Regions from separate parts of the Homo sapiens genome. Here region 1 is linked to region 2. A link is a contact called in ENCODE Hi-C or POLR2A ChIA-PET data. All regions are on one chromosome and are shown on one strand. The core of a region is the stretch at or near the end of the contact, and the rest is flanking DNA. Distances in the headings are between cores, read along the strand shown. Region 1 holds the start of SMYD3 (SET and MYND domain containing 3). Region 2 holds the start of HNRNPU (heterogeneous nuclear ribonucleoprotein U).

Evidence for each region. A loop is a pair of places that touch in the nucleus more often than their neighbours do. ChIA-PET counts read pairs that join two places held with the same protein, here RNA polymerase II (POLR2A). Pooled maps may share reads with other maps.
Region 1: a loop to region 2 is called in a pooled map, with 12 times the contacts of the local background. The contact joins the promoter of SMYD3 here to the promoter of HNRNPU in region 2. A Hi-C loop is called at or near these places in 2 of 168 maps with a recorded cell type or tissue (mammary epithelial cell and naive thymus-derived CD4-positive, alpha-beta T cell) and 7 of 50 pooled maps. POLR2A ChIA-PET finds 5 or more read pairs at or near these places in 1 of 52 experiments (K562).

The regions. Positions count from the first base shown.
Region 1 is chr1:246,505,595-246,510,995 of GRCh38, forward strand. SMYD3 (SET and MYND domain containing 3) reads right to left here and starts at 1,685. Exons shown (of 12, transcript NM_001167740.2): 1 at 1,460-1,685. The coding sequence starts at 1,623. RefSeq lists enhancers at 636-1,136, 1,137-1,637 and silencers at 1,323-1,372, 1,643-1,822, 2,312-2,544.
Region 2 is chr1:244,863,293-244,868,982 of GRCh38, forward strand. HNRNPU (heterogeneous nuclear ribonucleoprotein U) reads right to left here and starts at 1,251. Exons shown (of 14, transcript NM_031844.3): 1 at 325-1,251. The coding sequence starts at 1,015. It overlaps LOC124904588 (UPF0764 protein C16orf89-like), which reads right to left. Exons shown (of 4, transcript XM_047439568.1): 3 at 1,371-1,439; 4 at 1,190-1,294. The coding sequence ends at 1,190. RefSeq lists silencers at 1-320, 1,301-1,400 and enhancers at 625-1,456, 1,457-2,287, 1,621-1,680, 5,379-5,690.

The DNA of each region.
Region 1 (5,401 bases), core at 435-2,934, 1.6 Mb after region 2:
TTGGCAGACTTTAAAGCAACACTGAGAACTCCCCCAAAACTCTTTCATTAAATTCCTTTTTTGCTTAAATCCCCAGTTACTGCAAACAGGAAAAATGAATGAGACTAATGAAATAGTATGGTAAATCAACAAGCATCCCACCCACAAAGGGTTTGTGTAGCTTATTTTGGAAATGCACAATTCCGTGTGTCACAAGACTCAACTTCAGCTCTAATGATTCAATTGCCAATTTGTCACCATTTATTCATTCCAAAACTTTTCTGTTCCAAGAACTATCTTGAAAGGAACGAATTGTTTTCAACCACACAGTTTACAAAAACTTCAAGATGCTGCTCTCTCCCGAACAGATGTTTTCGCTGTTATCATTACTTCAGAAAGCAACAGACAAAATTATTATTTGGTAGCTCTAAAATGCAAAGTCATATTCCTGAATTATGAATCAAATGAGAACAAAGTAAGAACAATGGTCAAATTACAGATACGAGTTTTGCACTTACCGTCCCACCTCCACCCACCTAAATCTCAGACTGGCAGGTCTGAAAAGCGGCCATGCACAAAATCATCGCACTCATCTCAAAATAGAACTCTTCTTCCTCGCACACAGAAGCTCAATAATATTTGTTGACTGAATGCAGTTCCTATTATTCATGTATGTTACACATTTCCATAAATTGCTTTCACATAGCACTTTACACCGGCACAGCGCGTCCAGGCTTCCAAAACACCTTCACGTGAATCCCTGCATCTAGAATGGTGGTTAAGAGTTAGACATGCCTGCACAGCCATTAAATGGCACAGCACACGGGGGACCCGTGTCTGATGCTCCCACAGCACATTAATTGCCCCTCTATTTCAGCCCTTCTGGTACACTGTAATTCTCTCTCTCACTTGATCAGCTCTTTGAGGAGGTCCCGTTCCTCTTCGTATCCCCAGGCCACACACAACCCAGACCACAGAGGTGCACCGTAGACATCAAGATTCTTCCACCTGCTGCAAGCCTGATGCTTTACCGGCGGGGCCTCTGCAGGGGAGCCTGATTTATACTCATCCCAGCTCCCACCCAGCCCCACGCCCGCCACGTGTGATTTCCACAGCCGCACCAAGGAAGACTGTCCAGCACACAGACTTTTCGTCTCCCAGCAAAATTATCCCCGGCACAACGCTTCCCCCTCAAGTCTGCCCAATGGCTTTCCCATTTCCACCGCAGCCCAGGTTGGGGGGCAGTGGCTGAGCCTGGGCCCCCTCCCAGCCCCGCTGCGGCAACCTAGGGGGGTGTCCGGGCGGGGCCTGTCAGCAGCGACCCGCCCCCGGGCACACGCGCGTCAGGGGCAGCACCGCCAAGCTGCCTGTGCAGCCCCATCCAGCAGGAGTCCCGCGGCTGCCGGCCGCCCGACGCCCCCCCCTCCCCAGCACCCCACACAGCTCGCGACTCAGGTAGGCGAGGGCGCTCCTTACGCACCCGAGAAGGCAGCGGTCGCAGACGACGCCACGACTCCCCTTGCACACCGTGTACGCCAAGGGATCCGAGCGGAAGAGTAGCTCTCCGGGGCGCAGCGGGGTCACGGCGCGCAGCCCGTTTCCCCTCTTGGCGGTTGCGAACTTTTCCACCTTCAGCGGCTCCATCCTCCCGCAGCTCCGGCACCTCAGACGGCTACCCGCGTCCAGCAGCGGGCGTCTCACGGGCTGCCGGGACCCGCGCGCCTGCGCCCTGCGCGCACACGTACGCCCGAGGGGCGGGGCGGGCGCGGTGGGGCAAGAGCATGCGCAGATGGAGTCTGGAGGGACGGCTGGAGTGGAGTGTGTGGGACCTGAAGGTGGTCGTAAGGCTCCGCGTGCGGCTCGTGCCCATGGCGACTGCGCAGAAGACAGGCGGGGTTTTTTTTCTCCCTCTAACATTGTATTACGATCATTTTAACGCATACGGAACAGTTGAAAACAGTGCAGTGAACACCTATATACCTCCGCCTAAATCAGACAACCTAGCACTTTGCCATTTCTGCTCGTCACTCTCTCCCCACCTGTAGCTATGTATACACGTATTGTCGTTAAACTATTTCAAAGTTGCAGGCATCATGACATCACAACTAGTACTTTGCACTGTAACTTTTTTTTGTTTTAGGACGGAGTCTTGCTCTGTCGCCCAGGCTGGAGTGCAGTGGCGAGATCTCGGCTCACTGCAACCTCTGACCTCCGGGTTCAAGCGATTCTCCTGCCTCAGCCTCCATAGTAGCTGGGACTACAGGCATGTGCAATCCTCCCGCCTGGGCCTCCTGACTAGATGGGACTATAGGCTCACGCCACCATGCCTGGCTAATGCTTTTTACTTTCCTCCAGAGACAGTCTACCTATGTCGCCCAGGCTAGTCGCAAACTCCTGGCCTCAAGTGAACCTGAACCTCCTGCCTCGACCTCTCGAATTGCTGGAATTACAGGTGTGAGCCACCACACCCAGCTTAATTTTCTTTTTTGTTTTTGGGGTTTGTTTTGTTTTGTTTTGTTTTTTGAGACGGAGTCTCATTCTCGCCCAGGCTGGAATGCAGTGGTACGATATTGGCTCACTGCAACCTCTGCCTCCCGGGTTCAAGCGATTCTCCTGCCTCAGCCTCTTGAGTAGCTGGGACTACAGGCGCCTGCCACCACGCCCGGCTAATTTTTGTATTTTTAGTAGAGACGAGGTTTCACCGTGTTAGCCAGGATGGTCTCGATCTAACCTTGTGATCCGCCCGCCTCGGCCTCTCAAAGTGCTGGGATTACAGGCGTGAGCCACCGCGCCCAGCCCACCCGGCCTAAATTTCTTAGTTTGGACAAACGTGCCATGGTAATGCAAAATGTCATTATTAAGGGCAGCTGGATGGAAGGTGTAGGAGTACACTATAGTGCCTTTCAATTTTTCTGTGTATCTAAAGTCATTTCAAAAGTAAACATTTATTTTAAAACATGAAGGTGGTTATGCTTCCATGAGTGTAAAGTACAAAAGGCAGGCTCGTGGTGCTGTCAGAAGTCAGAACACTGGTTTCAGGGCTGGGGGTGTTGGGAGGGGCTGGGCATGGTTGGCTTTGTGATCTGGGGGCTGGTGTGTTCCATCTGTGAATATCTTTTAAGCTGTGCACTTACCAGGGATGTAAGTCATATCTTAATAAATTTTCATAAGTTTGACAAAAAATAAAATGAGGATGGGAAGCTTGTTTGGGTTGTGGGGCCTCGGGTGCTTATCCAGCCATGAGCTGTGTCCCAGATGCTTCTAGAAGCCTGGAGGGAGCTGAGAACATTCCAAGTCGAGGTGGCAGAGCCAAGGCCCTGAGGTGGGAGCGCAATGCTGCACATCCCCAGCTGTGAATGGGGTGTCCTGGTCAGAAGCAGTGCTGTGTGCACTGCAGGGCCGGCAAATCCACGTCCACATTGTGGCTTGGTGCAGTGAAAGCCAATCTCAGCCCCCTCCACAGTGTGATTAGCCTGCCAGCAGGTGGCCAGCTGGTCCTCCTGGGAAATGGTGCCAACCCAGAGACTGGGTGCAAGTGTCTCATCCACGGAGGGGCGCTCAGCAGTGGTGTCAGCCTGGTGAGCCTCGGTAAGGGCACGTGCAGGATGCTGAGCCTCTTCCGTTCCCATGCCCGTCTCAAGGCCACTTGCTCCGTGGGCCCATCCAGCAAGCATGGTGGCCAGGAAAGAAGCCGGCTCCATTCACAGGGCGTGCTGTTTTGCTCACCTCAGGACCAAGAGCATCCTCCATAGTGATTCTCTTTGGTGGGAGCACTAGAAACATGAACCACAGATACCTTCAGCGTCTGAGCCGCTGAGGCGAGGGCTGCAGGACACCCTGCTGTCGGGAAACCCTGCACTGGCGGCTGGAAGGCATGTGGTGGTGGCGCCTGCTGTGGCTGCAGCAGTTGCTGCGAGGCTTCGGGATCTCGCCGGCCCCTGCGAGGTGAATTGTGACAGTGCAGAGCTCCGTGGTACCAGGGCCCCCTGCATGGCCATGCTGACTGCAGCTGGGAGCCCACCACACCTCTGGTTCCCCGCTCTTCCCAGGGCTGGGGTCTAGGCCAGGCCCCTCTTGGCCTGCGAATTGTGCCCTGGGAGGGGGACACTGTTCCACAGGTTGGGACCAAGGACCCAGGGCATGCTACTGGCTGGCTGGGCTGCAGGGATGCCATGCTCACCTTTCTCTCTCATGGCCTTGACGGGACCGGCTTCCTCATTGAACAGCATTTTCCAAGGTGTCTGGGATTGCTGGTGGGGTGCCACCCTGGCTCCTTCTAGGCATGCCCGTCATTGGCCACCAAGGGGGCCAGATGCAGGTGCCCATGCTGCTGTGGGGGCATCTCCCAACTTCCCTCTTAGTCCTGATGGGCCTAGGCAGGGCCTGATATGGGGGTCCCCATGGGCTTCCGGGGCTAAGCCTGCCCCATGGTCCCAGGGCTGTCCAGGACACATTCAGAAGGGACATGAGCTCAGCAGCTCTGTTTGAAATTATTATGGAACCAAGGGCCCCCCACATCCAAGTCCACTGGGAGTCGGGACATGGAGTTCCGCTGCAGGTACCTCCAGGAACCCCGAGGTCCTCCTTGAGCCAAGGCCAGGCTGGGCACACCATAAGTCCTGGGTCCCCCAGAGAATGGCCTGCTGCCCTGGGCTCCCCAGAAGCCCCCTCACGCCCCTGGGCCTTGGCCACATGGAAGCCCCACCAGGACAGGTGTGAGAGGACAAGGAACCCATGGTGGGGAAGCAGACCAAATGGGCCGCTGGAACCAGGCTGGTGGGCCAGGGGGCACCTGCCCATCCCCCTTGCAGAGGGCCTTCCTGCCACGTGAAGCCAGCACAGCCCTGGCTGCTGAGGACCCTTGCCTGGGTTTGGCTGAAAGAAAAACAGACGTGATCAGGCAGCACCTCCAGTGGGCCCAAAGAGTCCTTTCTGGGCCGGGCCCCACCTGCCTGGGTCTCCGGAGTCCTCAGGGTCTCTCGGTGGCCCCTGGGGTCTGACACTGAGGACACACCTGCAGGCTGCTGATCCCAGAGGGAGGGGTGTGTGTCACCTGGGGTAGGGAAGCTGTCGGGGCACAGCAGGTGGCTCCTGGGACTGCCCCCCAGGATTCAGGCTGGCTGGGGGCTTCCTGCCCCATGCCCTCATCCCAGGGCTGTTGGGCCTGGTATATGATCCCCAGTCAGAACTCAGGTGGGAGGGGCCTTGGCTGTCACCCAGCCCCCTTGCTACCTCACTTGGGGACCTGTCTCTACCATGAGTAAGAGGGCCCAGATACGGGGCCCCCTCTGCCCTCCTGGGCTGCCCGGTCCATGCCAGGACTGACCATTCCCACACCTGGCTGAACTCTTGGCTCTGGCTCTGGGCCAGGGGTCCCACCTGTGCCCTTGCCCTGAAAGCTCTGGGGGTCAGGGACACCGAC
Region 2 (5,690 bases), core at 1-2,500:
ACCGGGCTCCCTCCCGCCGCCCGCCCGCGGCTCCTCCCCCTACAGCGGCAGCTGCAGCTCCCCCCGGCTCTCGAGCCACATAATGGAGGCGCTGCCACCGCCGACACACACACACACACACACACACACGCGCGCGCGCACACACACGCCCCGAGCCCGAGGCCTCTCGGCTAATCTGGGATTCCCCGCGCCCCCTCCCCCACCCTCACCGCGGCGCCCTCCCGCCCGGGGCTCCCTCCCCCTGCGGGGCTCCGGCAGGCCTGGGGCACGGTCCCCACCCCGCGCGGGCCTCCCGCCGCGCGCAACGTACAACGCAGCACTCACCCGCCGCCGGAGCCCCGGGGCGACCGCCGCCTCCGCCGCCTTCCGCCTTCTTCTTACCTCCCGCCTGCTGCTGGCCCTGCCTCGCCCCGGGCGGCGCCACCGTCACCGCGAACAGCGAGGTGGGGCCGCTGCTCTTCCCCGCGGCCTCCTTGGCGGCCCCGCGCTGCTGTTGGGGCTGTTGCTGCTGCGTCGCCGGCGGTTGAGGCTGCTGCTCCCCGTGCCCGTTCTCGTCGCCCGCGCCTTCCTCTTCGTCCCCGAGCTCATCTTCCCCTTCCTGGAAACCCTGATCGTCGCCGTTCTCGTCTTCCGAGGCGGCCTCCTCCTCCTCCATCGGGCCCGAGTCGGCCGCCCCCGCGGCCCCGTTCTCCTCTCCTAGCTCCATCTGGTCGCCGTCCAGAGCGGAGATTCCTTCCTCCTCCTCTTCCTCTTCCTCCTCCTCTTCATCGCCGCCGGCCGCGGCCTCCTGCTCGAGGCCTGCTCCCGAGCGCCCAGCGGAATCCCCGCCCAGGTCTAGGCTGCCGTTCCCGGGCTCCATGGCGGGGCGGCCCCCGGCCTCCTCGTCGTCCAGCGCAGCCTGGAGTCGCTCCATGAGCTCGGCCTTGAGACCCTTGTCAGAAAGGCGTCGCTTCTTGAGCTCCTCTTTCAGCTCCGACACCTTCAGCTTTTTTACATTAACAGGCGAGGAACTCATGGTGAGGGCCCCGATTCACCGCTAGGCGCTGCCTCAAACTCGGCTCCGCTCACTCGGCCACTGGTGGCGGCTGCTGCGGCTGCTCCTCGGCCCGGGCGGCGGCTGCGGCTGCGGCTGGAGATGGGTTCGTGCTGCAGAGCGGATCCGCCTGGTGTCGAACGGCGCCAATTCCTTTCACCGAGTTCGCGAGGGAGACGCGGAGACTCGCCTGGCGCGAGCGAGCACGCAACGTCCTCTCGCAGGAGCGGCGCCGCGCACGTAATATAGGCGCCCCGCCCCCTGCGCTGACGGGAGCACTGCGCAGGAGGAAAGCCGGAGCGCGCCCGCGCTCGGCCCCGCCCATTACCGTACTTACCTCCCCGCCCCCACGCCGAACCCGGGCCGAGAGCGCGGTGGAGGCCGCGCAGTGCGCTTCCAATTGGGACTGAGCAAATGGAGGAAAAGGAAACCGCCTTTCAGTTCAACCGACTCACTGCATGATATATTGGCCTTTCTGGGTCTTTGGTGGCTATACTCGTTTGGCTTTTCTCCTTCCCAGCTTGGAGGCTGCTTTATCCAAATGCTTTCTTCAGTCCTCAACTTGGCGTTTCAACCCGAATCCGCCTTTTCTTCCATCTTAGATCTGCCTTCTTATGTGTTTCTCCAGCTCTTCGTTTAAAACTCCTTCAAATCGTATTTCAGTTTTGACTGGTATAGCATACATTGGCAACTGTTACACGCAGCGGCTCTTTTCCTCATAATACCGTATTTGGTTTAATTTGTGTAAGTCCTGCCTTGCGAATTGGATTTTAAGTTCGAGAAGGGCAAGGGCAGAACCGTTCTTTTGTCTGTTCCACACCCCGGGTGCGGGGCCTGGGAAGTAGAGGCTTTGCTTACTACTCCATACTGCAAACCTTAGTGTACCTGCCTTTGCAGGGCAGCTATTCTCATGCTCTTAATAACCCTGAATAAACCTCAGAATTGCATTTCCAAGTTTTCTGTAGCTACCACAAAGACGGACCTCCAGTAACACTTGTTCTGTCCACTTTAGGACCTGGTCATCAGCTACGAAGTCCCAGTAGCTAACCGTGAGGGTGAGACCCAACTAGGTCTTTGATTATAGGCCCACTTGATTCTCTTCCTATTCCTGTAGAAATACTCTTGACCAAATTATTCTGAAACTTAAAGTTTACGAAAAATCAAGGGCTGTGATTTTGTAAAAAGAAAAATGGACTATCGCTCTTGAAATCCGTTATTTTATATGTTAGAAGTTTACTTTTTCTCTTTAAAGAAAAGATGTGATGTCTCGAAGTTTTAGATAGGGAAGTCAGAATTTAGATTCGTGATAGAAGTTAACATTTTAAACCCTAGATAATCTGCAGTGTCCAGCCAGTGTTCCATCTGACTAAGGAGATGGTTTATACCCACTGTTTGGTGCTCTAGGTGGCACAATAATATTGCCCCATTATTAATTTGAAATTTGGAAGTAAACACATTGAAATTTCTCCCATAGGCTAATATGATTTAACTAATTGATACATTTTATTTTTGAAGTTTATTTTCGGTAGCTTTTATGAAGCATTCTACCATACCTTGCAGTCATGTATACGTGAAATATTAACACTTGTGAAATGATTTGACTTGAAATTAATGGACTATGTACAGTACTACTGATAATCCCCAGTTCAAGTTAAGTGGTGAGGATAGCCCCCAAAATAGAAACTTCCAAACAGTGCCAGAAACTCATTTTAGCCTTTGGTTATAATTTTGAAGGTTATGAATAAGCCACAAACTGGAATTTGAAATTTTGTCTTCGTTCAGAAATGGGAAGAGAGCTACAGGGGGTTTACATGTTCACAAACTAGATAACTAATCCCTTAATGAATCAGAGTTAAATACAATTATGATGGTTCCTTAAATTTATGTGTCCTAGATATTATTTACACCTTTAAATATTAGTTATATGAAAACAAATTTCATTTACTGGAAAACACTAAACTATGAAAACAAAGATTGTATATCTACATATAGTAGATCTGTAACAGTCACTCTTGGAACATTAAGTCAGTTGCAAAAATAAACATGAAATACAACTTTTGATGCTCACAAGAAAGTTCTATGGCTTTATCTCCAAAAGTTTTGGAGAACTTTAGAGCTGGATGGGGCCTGGAGATCGATCTGCAGTCCTGTTCATTTTACTGCCCAGGAAGCTGGGACCCTCACCCCCCACACCAATGGGCTTTCTATTACATTGTGCTGTCTTAGACAACATTTGAAAGAAAAACAATTTCTGCTCAAAGAACCATCATCATACTATCCTTTTCACAAACAGAGGAAATATGCCATTCCATAGTCTTATGTTACCACTTCAAAGTACAAATGGTGACATCTTATTGATCATTTTTGCTTCTTATATTTTTAATGCTATCATGATAGTCCTGCTCTACAGAGACCTGTTAAAGTGCAGGTCACTTCCTGTAAATCTCTGAAGGACCTCTAAGACAATTTAAATTCCCCCTGTGTCAAATCCTAGAGGCTACCAAGAATACCGCGTGCCGGAGGAGACAAGTTAATTCTCAATAACAAAAAATGATTCAAGAATGACCTATGAATAATTGATCTGTGAGAGGTAACTACAAAGTTTTGGTGCTCTGCATGTCTAGCTTACATTTTTGAGGTTTAAGCAAAGGAAATGCTATACTTTGTCACACAATTTATTCAGCAAATATTTTTTCAATACTTTCTCAAAAACATTTTATAGTCATAACGATGAGGCAGTTCCAGAGATCTACAGTTAACAAAGTATCCTGCACTTAAAAATTTGCTGGCCAGGCCCAGCGGCTCATGTCTGTAATCCCAGCACTTCGAGAGGCCGAGATGGGAAGATGGCTTGAGGCCAGGAGTTCGAAACCAGCCTGAGGAACACAGTGAGACTCCATCTCCACAAAAAATTAAAATTAGGTGGCTGTGGTGGTACGCCTGTAGTCCGAGCTACTCAAGGGGCTGAGGTAGCAGGATCACTTGACCCCCGGCAGTCAAGGCTGCAGTGAGCCGTGATTGTACCACTGCACTCTAACCTGGACCACAGAGGGAGACCCTGTCTCAAAAAAAAAAAAAAAGAAAAAAGAAAGAAAAAGAAAAAAACCCGTTAAGATCTTACGTTAAATATTCTCATTCCCCCCCGCCCCCCAAAAAAAACAAAACAAAACAAAAAACAAGATCGGGAGTGGTGGCTCACACCTGTAATCCCAGCACTTTGGGAGGCTGAGGTGGGCAGATCACCTGAGGTCAGGAGTTCGAGACCAGCCTGGCCAACATGTTGAAACCCCATCTCTACTAAAAACACAAAAAATAGCCAGGCGTGGTGGTGGCCGCCTGTAATCCCAGCTACTCAGGAGCCTGAGGCAGGAGAATCACTTGAACCTGGGAGGCGGAGGTTGCAGTGAGCTGAGACTGAGCCACTGAACTCCAGCCTGGGGGACAAAGCAAAACTTCGTCTCAAAAAAAAAAAAAAAAAAAAAAGGCCGGGCGCGGTGGCTCACGCCTATAATCCCAGCACTGTGGGAGGCCGAGGCGGGCGGATCATGAGGTCAGGAGATCAAGACCATCTTGGTTAACACAGTGAAACCCCATCTCTACTAAAAATACAAAAAATTAGCTGGGCGTGGCAGCGTGCGCCTGTAATACCAGCTACTCGGGAGGCTGAGGCAGGAGAATGGCGTGAACCCTGGAGGCGGAGCTTGCAGTGAGCCGAGATCGCACCACTGCACTCCAGCCCGGGCAACAGAGCGAGACTCCGTCTAAAAAAAAAAAAAAAAAGAAAGAAAGAAAGAAAAAGAAAAAGAGCCGGGAGCAGTGTGGGCTCAAGCCTGTAATCCCAGCACCTTGGGAGGCCAAGGCGGGCGGATCACCTGAGGTCGGGAGTTTGAGACCAGCCTGACCAACATGGTCTCTACTAAAAATACAAGATTAGCCGGGTTCGGTGGCAGGCGCCTGTAATCCCAGCTACTAGAGGGGCTCAGGCAGGAGAATCGCTTGAGCCTTGGAGGCAGAGGTTGCGGTGAGCCGAGATTGCGCCATTGCACTCCAGCCTGGGCAACAAGAGCAAAACTCCACCTCAAAAAAAAAAAAAAAGGGAAAATGAAAAAGAAAAAAAAGGACAAAGGTACACAAGGAAACTGTTGGAGGTAATGGATATGTTCATTTTCCTGAATGTGGTGATGGTAGCATGCGTGTGTATGTCTGTCCAAACTCACCAAATATGTATAGATTTATTAGTTATATGCAGGGTTTTCTTTTTTTTTGAGACAAAGTTTCACTTTGTTGCCCAGGCTGGAGTGCAGTGGAACCGTCTCAGCTCACTACAACCCCCGCCTCCCGGGTTCAAGCAATTCTTGTGCCTCAGCCTCCCTCGTAGCTGGGATCACAGGCGTTCACCACCACCCTCGGCTGATTTTTTTTTTTTTTTTTTTTTTGTATTTTTGTAGAGACAGGGTTTCACCATGTTGCCCAGGCTGGTCGTGAACTACTGAGCTCAGGCAATCCACCCATCTCGGCCTCCCAGAGTGCTAGGATTACAGGCGTGAGCCACCGTGCCCGGCCTATATGCAGTTATCGTATACCAATTATACCTCCATAAAGCTGGGGAGGTTGGGGGAGGAAGACAAAAGAATTCAGGCCTGCGGGGAATGATGGG